Regions from separate parts of the Homo sapiens genome. Here region 1 is linked to region 2. Evidence: chromatin loops called from intact Hi-C (ENCODE). Cell type or tissue: IMR-90. All regions are shown on one strand.

What was found. Peaks named below come from ENCODE experiments on the same cell type or tissue, not always from the same donor. Only the 100,000 strongest peaks of a DNase experiment are listed, where the experiment ranks them.
Region 1: it touches region 2 in a loop (3-fold over the local background); 6 of 110 quality-filtered maps call a loop at or near these places.

The regions. Positions count from the first base shown.
Region 1 is chr10:3,619,562-3,627,561 of GRCh38, reverse strand. All of the region lies in intron 1 of LOC105376360 (a long non-coding RNA gene), which reads right to left. Among named protein-coding and RNA genes, the nearest start is that of LINC02669, 120 kb to the right of the region's middle. In IMR-90, no CTCF peak of the experiment used is centred here; DNase peaks (open chromatin) are centred at 1,391, 3,001 and 3,571; H3K27ac peaks cover 1,253 bases.
Region 2 is chr10:3,447,597-3,455,596 of GRCh38, reverse strand. All of the region lies in intron 3 of LINC02669 (long intergenic non-protein coding RNA 2669), which reads left to right. The region is part of intron 1 of LOC105376360 (a long non-coding RNA gene); the gene reads right to left. It overlaps LOC124902538 (a long non-coding RNA gene), which reads right to left and starts at 5,963. Exons shown (of 2, transcript XR_007062362.1): 1 at 2,908-5,963. RefSeq lists an enhancer at 2,698-3,335. In IMR-90, a CTCF peak has its summit at 3,110 (motif pointing left); DNase peaks (open chromatin) are centred at 2,436 and 3,186; H3K4me3 peaks cover 477 bases; H3K27ac peaks cover 2,802 bases.

The DNA.
Region 1 (8,000 bases), 170 kb before region 2:
AATTAAAGACATTTTGGTAAGGATGTGAAAGGACAATGTTATGATTTCAGTGTGTTTATTTTCCTGAGGATTCATTGTTTTGAGCATCTTTTCATAACTTCTTTTTTTCTTTTGCTGCTGTAGTTTCCGTTTTGTTTTATTCTACGCCTGGTTGTTTTGATATGGTGCTGAACATGGCGTATGTGGAAATATCCTGAGGCCTTGAATGTTACTGTACTCCTCCTAGGATGGCTTATTTTTGGTTTCTGACAAGCTGGGTGTTTGGGAGCACTTAGCAAAGGGAGATGATTTAGACAGGATTTGCAGCAATGGAGTGAGCTGGGCCTCAACCCTCCAAGGGCAGTGCTGCCTCCACTTGACCCTTGTTTTAGTTTCCCAAGGCTGCCATGACAAAGTTACCAAAACTGGTGGCTTAGAACAGCAGAAATATATTCTCTCTCATCGACAGGACTGGTTTCTCATGAAGGTGTGAGGAAGAATCTACTCCAGGCATTCTCCTAGCTTCCGGGGTTGTGCTGACGGTCTTTGATGTGTGGAAGCATCACAGCATCCCCGGCTTCATCTTCATATGGTGCTCTCCTCATGTGCTTGTCTGTGTCCAAATCTGCCCATTTTATAAAGACACCATCGTATTGGAGAAGGGCCCATTCTAATGATCTTAACTTGATCGTCTGCAAAGACGCTATCACCAAAGAAGGTCACATTCACAGGCCACAGGGATTAGGACTTAAACCACCTTTTGAGGATGCAATGAAACTCACAGCACTCCTTATTCCTACACCTTAGCCAAAGGAGTGTTGAATAAAGGCCTTATTCATTGGTGGGCCGGCACAGTCAAATTGTGTCCCTTGAATTCCACAGGTGTTCTGCAATCTCACTTGTCCTCTCTGCTTCTAAGCTGCCGTGCTTAGAATCAACAGGTGCCTCACAGGGAAAACAAGCCCCGTCTGTCAGGATGTCCTGAATGGTAGCCCCTCAGGTTCTCCCTGCTTTGCTGTAGGCAAATGTGTGACACTAAGTTACACTGAAACGTCAGAGAGACAATTAATAACTTTTGACACGTGTCCCATGCTATATTTGGAACATACATGAACTAAAAATTACCTATTGCTTATCTGAAACTGAAATTTTAACTGGTGTTCAGTTTTCTTAATTGTGAAATCTGAGGTTTCTACTTTGGGAGCCCTATAGTTTCAAACAGATTTTAATTGTGTGTGTGTATATATTGATACATTTAACACATAGTATGTCTCATTGTTTTGAGTTGGAAGGTGAGTCAGAAGCCAGCTAGATGGACATTGCTAGAAGAGGAATTCTCCTCTGTTTTGACAAAAGTTTTTTACTGGCTAGGGATTCCTAGAGGACTGGTCATACCTCTTTGCACTCTCGCCTTATACAAAAAGCACAGAATAAACACTGGCCAGATGGAAATGAACTAAGTGATGCCCTTTATACTAACGCGCATATCCATTTCACAATGCCATGGACCAATGTTCTCATCTCAGTTGTGACTTAACTCTCTCTCCCCAACGAGCGAGGGGCTGAATGATCACCTTAGTCTTCACCGGAAGAATTCTCCTGGGATGACTTCAAGGAGTGTAAGTCTATTTTATTTTCTAAATGTCCCAAGACTTGCAATTGTTGAGTATTGAATATTTTCTTAGTAAATGATCTTGTCGTGAACGGGCTAGCCTTCTTTTTTTGTTCTATCAAGAAGCAGGTCTATGCTGTCAGGCCCCCTTGCCATGATCCAATAGAGGCAGAAGTGTGGTTGCAAGCTAATAATCTATGCATGGTTCTACCCATTGTAGGATGATGGCTTGGGCAGCCCGGGCTATTTTATTGTTCTAAAGAAATAATAGGCTGAGGACACTTTACTGCCAAGAGAACAGAATGATCATCAGTAGCTTAACTGAGCTGAACATAAACGACCTTATTTAAATCTCTTAAAATCTGGAGAGGAAACAAATCTCTCCCTTGTTGAATGTTAAATGAAAACAAATTGTTAGATAACTTCTCTATGTTCATTTACCTTCCTTCTCCCATGCTGCCAAAATCAAAGAAAGAAAAAAAAAGTCTTATAATTTAAAAAAGGTCTCGATGAGTAAAATATTTAGCGTGATGGAAAACTCAAAGTAAGTTTTCTTAAAAATAAAATAAGACATTTTTGTTCTAAGAAGATTTGGAAGGTCCTGAAATACCCAGTAATTAAAATTACTCAGAGAGAATTACATAATCTAACAGATGCAATTTTTATATCTGTGCTTCATTAATCTAGTGTTCCTTGAGCACACACTACCACATTACCGTTTGCTGAGGACACATTTCAAGCTGTCAAAGATTAATTAGGTAAATCATCACTAGTATTTTAGGATAATAATTTGTTTTCTTTACACTCTTCTTAGGTAGCTAAATGATAATCTCCATTGGTCTTTTTCACAACACTCTGGGCTAAGTTTTTTTTTTATTTTTTAATGTAAGCCTAGTGCTCTGGAATAATTACCAGGACTTCTCAAGATGCCTGCTTTTCCTACAGCTGACTTGCAACAATTTATAGAAACTTACAAATAAGCTACATACCAGGGAAAGCTCTGTGCCCAACACACCAAAGCATCAAATAAGCTTAGTACCAGTGAGACTCTGAGCCCAATATACCAAAAAGTACCGAGTCTGGCTTCAAAAAGTGTAACATCTCAAATCAGTGCCTGGAGTATTGAAAGACATTGTTTTTTAATTTTGTGATTTTAAAAAACTTTTCCCCTGAATGCTAGGGAATTGATCTGAGAATCATCATCTCAATGCATTTCCTGAGGAATTCTTTGGGAGCAGGAATTTGTCAGACTTTAATGCAAATGGGCAGTGCCTGCAAGTTCTTGCCCCTTATTTATTATTCGCTTTAGTATAATGTCGATGTTCAGAGTGTGCTTTGGTAGGAATTTGGTGGCATTTCCTCCATGCCTCAGTGTGTTAGTCAAAGCCCCACGGCTTTTCAAACCACGTCAGATCCTCCACTTGCACGTCGTCTTGTGCAAAACCTGTTTCCCTCTTACTCAGTGGTTCAGCCTGTTCCCATTCTACAGCTCTTACAGCGAGTTCCAAAAACTAGTTTCTCAACGCAGATAGAATGGAAAAGAGCAGCAACAATAAAGATTTATCATTAAGGACTGTGATGGAAGTTTACTTCATCTCCACTTAAACAAACAAAATAGTAAACCAATTGATTTGGTAAATCAAGCCATTGATTCTTATCATCAAATAAATCTTTATTGTCTTAATTACCTAATATCACTTGTATCATTGTGAATTTGCAATTTTAGCTCTGCTGTATAGAACATGATACTGCTGCCAAAACGCTTTACACAGTAATTCAGTGAAAGAGCGTTCACAAAGCATGTTTTCAAAGTATTCTTTATGGATTCTTCTAAGAGTGAAATTCATGTTTATGGAATTATATGGTCTCTCATAAACTTTTCCCTCCTTCCTCTATTTATAGTGGACAAATTTTGCCAAGCCTGGGTCAAGAACTATGTCAAATATTCGAACGATGTTGCAGTGTTGAATTCCTCAACACAGACCAGCTCCTCGGCTTTGGTTTCGTAACGGTTGTGTCCTCATGAATTGAAGGTTTATGCTTCTATTTTGAACCAATCTGTTAGACTCATTAGCATTCTCGTTCACTTGCCCTACATAGCTGGAGCTGTTTCCCTCTTTAGGTGTGAGAGCAACAGCTGTGGAAAATATTCAAATTATACTGGTGACCTTGTTAACAAGGAACTTGCGAGCACATTTGCCTCCACTGGAACTGTAATTTATAAAAATATAATTTAGCCACAGAGCTAGTAAAATGGGTTAACAATTATTTTTATTGTGTAGGCCATTTCGTTGTTTCTTTCCATATTTGTTATTGAAATTACAGTAATAAGAACAAAGCATTTTACCATTCTCATTACATGCCACACAACCCGAGCAGTGATTTAAAGAAAAAAAAAATTGAGTGCAGGATGTGATGTTAGCAGGGAGCACCTCTGCGATGCTGACATCCTCCTGGCACTCTTTCTGACTCATTATCCAGTTCCCTGATTTATCTAGAAACCTTGCACCAAGTTAAAAATATTTTGGTTTAGATATAACTGATATTGTCTCCTTCTGGCTCAGAAACTTCCCACCAGTCCTTTTTTGCCTTTTGAAAAGCAGATGAACCCTGTGTGGCTTTGGAGGTTTCCTGCAATGTAGTTCCACCAGCTGGTGCAGCCATTGCCTCTGTACAAGAGCTCCTGGGCTCTGACAAACAGAGTGACTGCTGCTCCCCCTAGCACCAGCCTTTCCGGGCCATCTGGCCTCAGATACTGGCATTGCTCATCCTTGGGGATCTCTTCTCCTTCTAATGACCATCCCACTTGAAGGATCATCTGAAGGCCAACTCCTGCATTAAGAGTTTCCCCATGCCCTCCCACATAACTCCATCTGTGCCCCACTGAAGGCACATTCATTATGCACCTCATTTCATCTGAACTCTCTGGTAGTCCCTTTTTATACTTCTCTTGTGATTCAGGTTTCATAACTCTTGAGGGCAAAGACTCTTTTACTCATCTGTCCCTTTACTCTGTAAGCTAGGTCCACAATAAATGTTCATTAACTTAAATTCTAAAACTTCATTTTGTTGGATAAAGAATAACCACAGAATGGAGACAAAAAATCTCACTTGCAGAATATGGTATTTTCTCTGTTCACCAGAAGTGTATTGCTCCAAATGCACTGAGAGTGTTGGAGGTTAGGACTGACAACATTTTTCCAAAAGCACAGCACAGATGGGCTCAAAAAGCAAAATAGGAGACCAGCAATCTATTCACAGAGCACTTTCACCTTGGACTTCTTAGAACTCTTGACTGCCACCCACTGCTTTCCGTTGTTAAATTACCCTTTTCAGCTACAGTCATTCATTGCTTAATGTTGGGGACATGTTCTGGGAAATGTGCTATTAGGTGATTTTGTCATTGTGTGAACATCATAGAGTGTCCTTACACACATGTAGATGGCATAGCCTACTATACGCCTAGGCTGTATGATGTAGCCTGTGCCCCTAGGCTGCAAACCTGGATGGCATATGACTGTGCTGAATACTGTAGGCAATTGGAACACAATGGTATTGGTGTATCTAAACATACTAAACACGTAAAAGATACAGTAAAAATATGGTATTAGAATCTTATGGGACTACCATAGAATATGCGGTCCTTCATTGATGAATGGTCATTATGCAGCATATCAATTAGTCCATACCCTCTCTGTAAGGTAGGCATTTTGTCTTGTTGCCTCTACGTATCCCCTTCCCCTAGCAGAGTGTCTTGTCTATAGCAAGCCCCAGTAAATACTGTTGTTTTGCAATCCACATTGAGGAGGCCGAGCACAGCGCTTGGGTTTGCACCTGCCTGTATTTGCTTCTGCTTTGAGATTCACGTTTGGCCCGTCCCCTCCGTTCACCAGCCTGACCCTGCACTGGCTGCTCTTCCCAACGTGATGGATGCCCTGCCCTGACCAGGGGGTCCTCTTGCTTCATCCCTTTCATGGGCTGCATGCCATGAACCCAATGAGCTTCCTCACTAAAGCCTACTCTGATGCTGCTCTTGTCAGCTCCCCAAATGTAGCCTGGTCCCTGGCAGTACCAGTTGTCCCTACTTGACTACCTGGTGCAAAAGGAGCTACAGGAACTTATTGCTAAGTGATCAGACGATGCTACTACTTGTTGCTTTGAGGACTCAGCTTGAAAAACTACTTTTGTCTGAATTTCCTTTTTTTTTCCCCTAAATCTTTCTAGTGGTCTCAAAAGGTGTGAGTGTGAGGAATATTAATATACTTTTATGTATATGTTTTAAATTGCACAGATATTCGTGGGAAATAACTTTTTTTCAATAGGTTTTTGGGAAACAGGTGGTGTTTGGTTACATGAATAAGTTCTTTAGTGGTGATTTCTGAGATTTCAGTTCACCCATCACCTGAGCAGTGTCCACTGTACCCAATGTATAGCCTTTTATCCCTCATCCCCTCCCACCCTTTCCCCCAAGTCCCCAAAGTCCATTGTATTATTCTTATGTCTTTGTGTCCTCATAGCTTAGCTCCCATTTATGAGTGAGAACACAGGATGTTTGGCTTTCCATTCTTGAGTTACTTTACTTAGAATAATGGTCTCCAATTCCATCCAGGTTGCTGCAAATGCCATTATTTCATTCCTTTTTATGGCTTAGTAGTATTCCATGGTAAATATACATCACATTTTCTTTATCCACTCGTTGATTGATGGGCATTTGGGCTGGTTCCATATTTTTGCAGTTGCAAATTGTGGTGCTATAAACATATTTGTGCAAGTATCTTTTTCATCTAATGACTTCTTTTCTTCTGAGTAGATACCCAGGAGTGGGATGGTAGGTAGATCTACTTTTAGTTCTTTAAGGAATCTCATGGGAAATAATTTTCTATTACTGGTTTGATGCTTGCTCAAGTCAGTTTTTCAAGTTAGTTTTTCTTTCAGATGTATAATATGCTGAGTGTACATTTTAACAAGAACAGATGACCCAGACAAATTTTAAGAAAAATGGATTAGAAATACTGGACCAACATGTCCGTGAAGGAAGGAAAACGTCACACTACTCTTTTTTGTCTCTGTTTTTGTTTGTTTGGTTTTGGCTAGATTCCTGCTGGTGATGTCTCTATGAAAGTTTACAAACCAATGATCTGCCCCTCCCAGCCAGGTGCCAAGCCCTGTGTGGATTTCATCAGTCTTTTTCAGAGAAAGAGGGCACCATGTTTTGATCCTTCCCCTTGCATATCAACCATCTCACTTGCTCTGCTGCTTTACTGTTCAGCTTCACTCCCAGAAATTCCAGATTGCTATCATAGAATTCTTTTGCAGGGTTAGTGATGAGTTTTTACTTTATACTGAAACACACTGCTTGAAAATAAACAGAGTAGTCATTTTTTCCACCACTTTGTCTTCTTGGAAAATGTATGTGAGCATGTGTTGGTGCATGTATGTGCATGTGCAAGCATGTGTGCCCTGAACGTTTAAGCACATATGTGTGTTTTGCACTAGTAGAGAGGATATGACCAGACTCTATCATACAGCTCATGCAAAGCCGTTAGGTCAGTGTTTGACACATAATACATAATTTTAAAATAAGGAGCAGAAGAGGTAATGATCCTATTAGCACTAGAACTTAGTTAAAGGAAAACAGATATTCCTAAACTTGAAGTGATTTTTCAAGTATAGTAGCCATGTTTAGCTCTCAGTAATTTTGACCTCAAGATTTTAATCTAAGGAGTATTTCTCAAAGTAGGTCCACCTGATGTTAATAAATTTTACTCAAAACTAGGGACATATTTTAAAAATGTTCCATGACAAACAGTGCCTGTAAAATATTGGGTTAAAAACAATCAAGATGCGTTCTTTTTAGCAGGACTTGGCAGGGCTTCGAACCTGCTAAATTGCTCTGTGACCTACATTATGAATGATAGCCCGTAATTACTTGACCATGGAAGACTTTTCTAGGACTAGTGTTAAAAGTCAAAACAAAAACAAAGCAAAAATAACAAACAAAAACAGACACTGGAAAGTACAAACCTAGGGAATCCAGAATTTGGAACAGTTTTATAGGACTTGTGCAGATGAAACTCAGAGCTTTTCTCTTCTCTGATCCCAATTTAGAAGCCACTTGCCGAATTTTTTTTCATCTGTGTGCTCACTTAGATGTAACCTGAATTTAGGATTGAGACTTTTTCCAACTTCTTTCTCTAAAATTGAAAGGTCACATTTTTTCCATAACATAAAGCTCTCTAGGAATATATTGTCATTTCACAAGAGAAACTGTCTAAATGGTAGTTTCTCCTTTATAAGTTCATCAGAAACCAATGGACTGATGAGCTGAAGCACTCCTTCAATCTATAATTTTATGGAGGATTAAAAGTGGGATGTACAAATCTGCAATAAACCAACACAATTTATGGCC
Region 2 (8,000 bases):
AAAACCTTGAGTTTGCTGGTGCAGGAAATTTTGCCTATGGGAAAATGCATACTTTCTGTCTAGAGTCATGGAGTCTCCGTGTGAGGTTGGGGTGGTGAGGATCGGGCTCAAAGATAACACAAATGCATGTGTAGCCAATTGCCAAGGGGCACGGTGAACAGGGACTTGTCCTTTCCCTGTTAGGGCTTTCAAATCTCAGAGTAACTGGTGACCTGGGGAATGTGGGTGTGTGGAACCTTCCCCACCCCACCGGACCGCATTTCCCAGTAACAGGATGGATGCCATCCATTCGACTTTGCACCATCTCCAGGTCTCCAAAGACCCACGTATGACGGAAAGAAACATTTGCCAACATGAGGCCTGCCTTAGCCACCAGCAGCCACTTAGAAGACACCGTGAAATCAGGAAATGAGATTCTCAGGCTTCACAGGGTCTTTGTTAATGTTGCTTTCTTGGTTTCCTAAAATCCATTTTTTTAAATTAAAAAAAAGTCCAGCTCAGAAGTAAATGGCTTAATTTATCCTAAGACTATTTTGGAAACATACACCTTCAGACTTGCAGCTAGATCTAATTTATCCCTAGACAACGGCCTTTCTGAGGTCCCTGAATCATAAACTCCATTCTCAAACCAGTCATTGAAAAAGATACAGTATATACACTCTGCCCAAGAAATATGATTTTTTCCTGCAAGGAGACAGAAAAGAGGAAAGACACTTGAATTTGTTCAGCCTTTCCTTTGTTATTTTTATTTCAAATGAGTGGAGTGTTTTAAAAGCTTCATCTACAAAATTAGGGGGTAAAAATCACAGCTACAGAAAGCTAAAAGCATCCATCCAATGGCATCAAATATTTATGGGTGTAAACTTTGAATGAAAGATCTCAAGTCACTTTGAAATGTTTTAAGTGAATAATTAAATTTTAAAGCAACCACTGTGCCGGCGCGGTCGCTCACGCCTGTAATCTAGCACTTTGGGAGGCCGAGGCAGGCGGATTGCCTGAGCTCAGGAGTTTGAGACTAGCCTGGGCAACATGGCTAAACCCCATCTCTACTAAAAAAGTAGCTGGGCGTGGTAGCTCGCACCTGTAATCCCAGATACTCGGGAGGCTGAGGCACGAGAATCGCTTGAACCTGGGAGGCGGAGGTTGCAGTGAGCCAAGATAGTGCCACTGCACTCCAGCCTGGGCAACAGAGTGAGACTCTGTCTCAAAAAAGTAAAAATAAAATAAAATAAAACAACCGCTGGAAGGCCTGGTGCTGTGAGTGGCACCGTCGTTGCAAGGACCACACTTGGGCCTGTTTCTGCCGCTTGGTCATGAGACAGAACAGAATCCATTGGGGATGTTATGGAGAAGGACAACGTGGCTAAACTGAAGGAAGAATTTTCTCTTTTTTTCTTTTTCTTTCTTTCTTTTTTTTTTTTTTTTTTAGAGACGGAGTTTCTCTCCTATAGCCCAGGCTGGAGTGCAATGGCATGATCTCGGCTCACTGCAACCTCTGCCTCCCGGGTTCAAGAGATTCTTCCGCCTCAGCCTCCCAAGTAGCTGGGATTATGGGTGCCCGCCACCACGCCCTGCTAATTTTTGTATCTTTAATAAAGACAGGGTTTCACTATGTTGGTCAGGCTGATCTTGAACTCCTGACCTCATGACCTGCCCGCCTCGGCCTCCCAAAGTGCTGATATTACAGGCATGAGCCACCAAGCCCAGCTGAATTTTCTATTAACCCTGACTGAGCAGCAATAAATAGGCCACCAGTAATAGAGAACATCAGGTTAGCTGAATGGACAGCTGTCAGCAGCAGAAAGAAGGTTTTTAATTGAGGAGGAAGTTAAATTACATTCACTTAAAGGTTACATTCAGTTCTGATATTTTGATGCATGTTTTACAAAATATTGTATTCTACGGCAAGAGTTATTGCTCTCTACACTTTCCTTGGGAGGAATTACATCATGGTCCACTGTCCCCAAGAAAAACCCTTGAGGAGATACAGGCTTCAGAGTTCTTCTTTTCTTTTTCAATCTTCAAAATATGGTATATTCACCATATTTTTCCACAGGACCCTAAGCAGGGCTAGAGCAGTCATCTATTTGTAAAATACGTTAATACTTCTGTACTAATTGTATACATATTCAGAATAAAGGACTTAGAAAGCTTGTCATCAATATTGTATAAATCTGCTCACTTTTTGCTGCCATATGTATTTTGGTGTCAGTTCTACAAATATGACTTTGTTTTCAGACTTTTCCTGATTTTAGAATTTGCACATGAGAAATCATATCTTAGATTTTAGAATCAGCCATTACCAAGGTTTAACTCTGGCCCCATCTGCTAAAAGACATGTCCTTGAGCAAACGATTTCATCAGTTTCTCTTTAGCATGTTACGATGGGGGTTAGAAAAGGCTGAGCGGCATGTCCCTGTGTGATAGTACATTCCAAACCTATGACTGGAAATAAAAAGCGTTGTATTTTCACTGAGGTCAGAGAAAAACATCAGAGCTTACTAGAAGATGCGTGCCCTCCTTCCTAGAGTAAAAGCTCTTTGAAGTAGCATTTGTATGTTTTTGTGTTTGCAGCCAGTACTCTATACTCTAATTTTCTAAAATTAAATTGAATTACAGTGAGGAAAGAGAAATTCGGTGAAGAGATGAAAAGACTCCTGAGTCATTCTGAAGGCTTCTCTGGAAGGAAGCCCTAGAATTCACTTTTGCAGTGCTTTCAGAAGAGGATGAAATCAGCCCCTTCCAGCCTCAATCGTCCTGCCCCACAGAAGGCCTTGGGGATAATAGCCCTGAGGTCCCTTCTTTTCCTGTATTCTTAAGAATTCACAGTTCTTTTTGGAGAGGAAGATGGCAAATTAATAATAATAATGATAGTAATGTAACAATAATAATAAAACAAAGACCTACCTTAGAGTTGTCAATTAAACAGTACCAATATATAGCTCAGGTAGTTTGTGTTTGATAAGATGATTCACTTTGCACCAGGTTTGAGAATATCCTGTTGTACTTCTTTGCAAATTCTTTTCTGAAACAGGATGTTTTCATTGTCTTACAATTGCTGCTATAGAAAAGAAAGGCCCTGATTTGAAATAGGCTGGTAACCCCTACTGGGAGAAAGCAGTAGTCCCTGTGTCAAAGCCTTTCCTCAAAACGAAAGTCATGTTGCTTTTGGGATGAATTCCGGGGGCTGAAGGCCTGCTGTAGCTCCCTGTAAATCAGACTTCCTGGCTAGATTAAGCACTCAACAATGCTGAACAGACCGCAAATGTTATTGCAAGCAAAATCCTATTTTAATCTGCCCTCCTGACTCTTGGAATGTTAAATTCAACTGCAACTTGGAAAGTTCCATCCCTTTGATCTCCCATCGAAGTGGGCTTATTTTTGAAGTAAAAGCTGCTTACTTTGGGATTTGACGTCTTTAAAAGTACTTTTTTTAAGTCAAATACGTTAAGCATCCTCTCTGATTCATGAAAAGGCAGTTTTTCTTTCCCTTGGGATGCTGTATTTATATGAAGGCATGGGAGGCAGGGAAGAACAATGTGGAATGTGTGAGTTTGTAAGATGTTCACATTCCCAAAATAAATGGGATCTGCTGCTTTAAGGGTAGTAGGCAGTGTGGGTAGGTGCCCGGTGCAATTGACCTCCTTGCTAGAAAATCACAGATCATTAGCACTGGCAGTGACTCTGTTATGTTTACAACCCATTGCAAAACAGCAGTGAAAACAAAGCAGTGTGGGTGAAACACAGAATCTATCATCTATCACGCTTTGCCTAGTAAAGCTCTGTAAGTGCTGGCATCTTTGCTGAGAACCCAGACAAGCCCTCTTCTGTTTGGGCATAGGATAGTTCTGACCTAGAAATGACCACCTAGAAACAGGCAGAACCAGAACATGGTATTTAGAGGAAAGAGGAGGAGGGAGGAGGAATCGGCTTAGCAATGACCCACAAGTATTCAAAGGGTGTCCTACACAATGCTGTGTGGCACCCTTGGCCAGACTGCAGGTGCCTTCAAGCTGAAGGCTTTATCAAGATAGATGGACAGGTTCTTCAGGCCCAGTGGAGCTTTACAGGGAGGTGCAGGGAGGAAGAGAAGTTCTGAGATCCTGCTGCAACCTGCCCACCACTCTTCATTCCTGCCGATCATGGGTAGTTAGGGTATGTGACCATGCCCTCCATTCAACCTTGTAAGATTAAGCTCTTTCTCTACAATGTGACTCAACTCATAAGTGACCTTCTATGGAAATGAATTCACTTTGCAGCAGTGATTACTGTAATGACCTCTTGCTCCTCCATGGTGGCTTTCATCTGAGAAGCTTCAGCACCTTCTAAACAATAATTAGCCACACCACTATGTGGTCTTCGCAATTGAATAAATTAAGCACAATCAACCTTGAACTACCTGAATCTTAATGACTTACATGGGGCCACATAATGGCTAGTGGCACACCACGAAGAACCTGAGAACGTCCATGTCTAGTCCCTATTCTAGCCTGTGTTAAACGGTGTTATTTTAATTCTGTTTTTGAAACTATATTCTACTAACATACTTAGAAAAAGATGATTCATTGAGTTTTGTCCATCTCAAATGAGGAAAGAGAGAAACAAGGATAAACTGAAGGAAAACATAACTTGAAGAGGGGAGAAAAGAGAAGCGGGACTTATCCTCGGTGAGGTTTGGAAAGTACTGTGATTCTGCACACTTCATCTCATGACATATTTATGTTTCTAGGAATCAAGTGCTCAAAGCACCCTCATTCTAGGCCTCTGCTCTGAGTTCACACTCTAGGTGGGCCCGTTCTTCCCAAGGTGACTTCACGTGGCACTGCTCTCTCCCTTCTCCATTCCTGTAGTCCTGTCATCTTTTTAGCCTGTGTTGCTAATATTAGATGGCATACTAGGACGGAAGTTAAAGTAATTCATCCTAAGTTTGGGATTAACTTTGAATTTTTGATAAAGCCTAGCTTTTGATAGAAGGTTAGTAAATGTAAGTTGAATAAAAGGAAGAAAGGAAGGGAGGGAGGGAGAAAAGGAAGAAAGAGGGGAGAGAAGAAAGGAAAAGAAGAAGAAGTGTAGGTGAATAGAAGTATAGAGACAGAATGTTTAAGAAGCCCAGCTGGGTAAATTTGGGAATTATCCCTGAGAGGCAAGGATAGTTCATCATAGATGAATCAATAAATGCAATATACCACATGAAGAGAATGAAGGATAAAAATTACACAATCATTTCAATAGATTCAGAAAAGGCATTTGGTAACATTCAACATCGTCTCATGATGAAAACTGTCAACACATTAGGTATTGAAGGAACATACCTCAACATCAAACAAGCCATACATGGCAAGCCCACAGATAGCATCATACTCGAAGGTAAAAAGCTGAAAGCTTTTTCTCTAAGATCAGGAGCAAGACAGGGATTCCCACGTTCTCCACTTCTATTCAACATAGTGCTGGAGTCCTAGACAGAGCAATTAGGTGAGAAAAAAAAGTAAAAGGCATTCACATTAGAGAGGAAGAAGTAAAATTGTCTTTGTGTGCAGATAGCATGATCTTATATACAGAAAACCCAGAAGACTCCACCAAAAATCTGTTAGAACTGTTGAATGAAGTTAGCAAAGTTGCAAGATAGAAAATCAACATACAAAAACCAGTAGCATTCTCTACATTAAAAATGAACCACCCAAAATAGAAATTAAGAAAACAATCCTGTTGTAATAGCATCATAAAGAATAAAATACTTAGGTATAAACTTAACTGAGGTGGTAAAAGCTCTATATACTGAAAGCTAAACAACTATGATGAGAAAAATTAGATAAAAATAAATGGAAAAGTATTTCATGTTCATGGATTAGAAAAATTAATATTGTTTAATGTCCACACCACTCAAAAGGATCTACAGATTCAACACAATTCCTATCAAAATTTCAGAGGCTTTTTTTTCAAAGAAATAGAAAAAGGAATCCTAAAATTCATAAGCAATCACAAAGAATTCTAATAGCCAAAGCAATGTTGAGCAAAAAGAACAAAGATAGAGGCACTCTACCTCTTGATTTCAAATTTCATTACGTGCTATGATAATGAAGACAGGATGGTACTGGCATAAAAAAAACAGACCCACAAACCAATGAAATAGAATAGAGAGCCCAGAAATAAATGTATACATATATACAGTCAATTAATTTTTGATAGGGTGCCAAGAATACACAATGAGGAAATGATAGACTCTTCAATAAATGGTGCAGGGAGAACTGAATATCCACATATGGAAGAGTGAAATTGGATCCTTGTACCATATAGAAAAATCAACTCTAAATGGACTTAAGATTTAATCATAAGACCTGAAAGTGTAAGACTCCCAGAAGAAAACATCGGGGAAAAGTTTGTTGTCATTGATTGGTCTTGGCAGTGTTTTTCTGGATATGACACCAAAAGCACAGACAACAAATGTCAAAATAAACAAGCAAAATATACCTAACTATAAAGCTCTGCACAGTAGAAGAAACAATCTACAAAATAGAAAGGCAACCTAGAGAATGAAAAAAAAGTGTGCAAGTCATATATCTGATAAGGGATTAGCATCCAAAATATACAAATAATTTATACAAATAGCAAAAAAAAAAAATCAAATAACCTGATTATAAAAGGGATAAAAGACCTGAATAGGCATTTCTCCAAGGAAGACACACAAAAGATAAACAGGTTCATGAAAAAGTGCTCAACATCACTAATTATCAGTAAATCAAAAGCACAACGAGATATCACCTCACACCTGTGAGAATGGCTATTATTCAGAAAAAAAAAAAGATAAGAAGTGTTAGTTACTGAAGATGTAGAGAAAAAGAAACCTGTGTACATTGCTAGTGGAAATACTGGTACAGCCATTGTAGAAAACAGTCGGAGGTTTCTCAAAAAAAAGTAAGCATAGAAACATCAAATTGTCCAGCAATTGCACTTTGGGGTATATATCCAAAGGAAATAAAATTAGTATCTCTAAGAGATCTCTGAACCCTGTGTTTGTTGCAAAGTTATTCACTACAGCCACGACGTGGAAACAGCCTCAATGCTCATTGGTGGATGAATGGATAAAGAAAATGGGGCATATTTGTACAAGGGAATATTATTCAGCCTTTAAAAAGAAGGAAATGTTGTCATTTGCAACAACATGGATGAACCTGGAGGACATTATGCTAAGTGAAATAATCCAAGCACAGAAAAATACCACATGACTTCATTTATATATGGAACCTAAAATAGTTAAATTCATAGAAGCAGAAAGGAGAGTGGTGATTACCAGGGGCTGGGAGAAGGGAGGAACAGGGCATTGATGGTCAAAGGGAACAAAGTTTCAGTTATGCCAGGTGGATGCGGTATGAGCTCTACTCTACAGCATAGCACCCATAGCTAACAAGACTGTATTGTGTACTTAAAATTGCTAAGACAGTGGATCTTATGTGAACGCTTCATAAAACAACAAACAACAACAACTTAACAATAATAATAACGGGGTGGAAGAAAACCCTTGGAGGTGAGGGATGTGTTTACCACCCTGATGATGGTGCTGGTTTCACTGGTGGATACTTATCCTCAAACTCATCGAGTGCAGACACTAAACTTGGACAGGTTTAATTTTATGATTGCATGCCAATCGTACCCCAATCAAGCCATTTTTAAAAAGAAATAAATTAGGAAAGTAAAAAAAATAAAAATTAAAAATTACAAAAGCCCAGTGGGTTGGCTCTACCACTTCCTAGGAAACCAACTTATAGAGCCTTTCTCTAAGTTTCAGTTTCTTCACCAGTAAAATGAAGATTATAGACATATCTTTATTTCAATATTGTTTGAAAGCTTTCATGGGATAATACACAATTCTTAGCCCTGCTGATTGGTACACAATAATTTGTAACTGTTGCTTCTATTCGTATGAAGAAGAAGAATAAATGAAATAATTATTGTTGTCTTAGAATGCATATTTTCCAGAAGAATAATTTTTTAACAGTACAGTC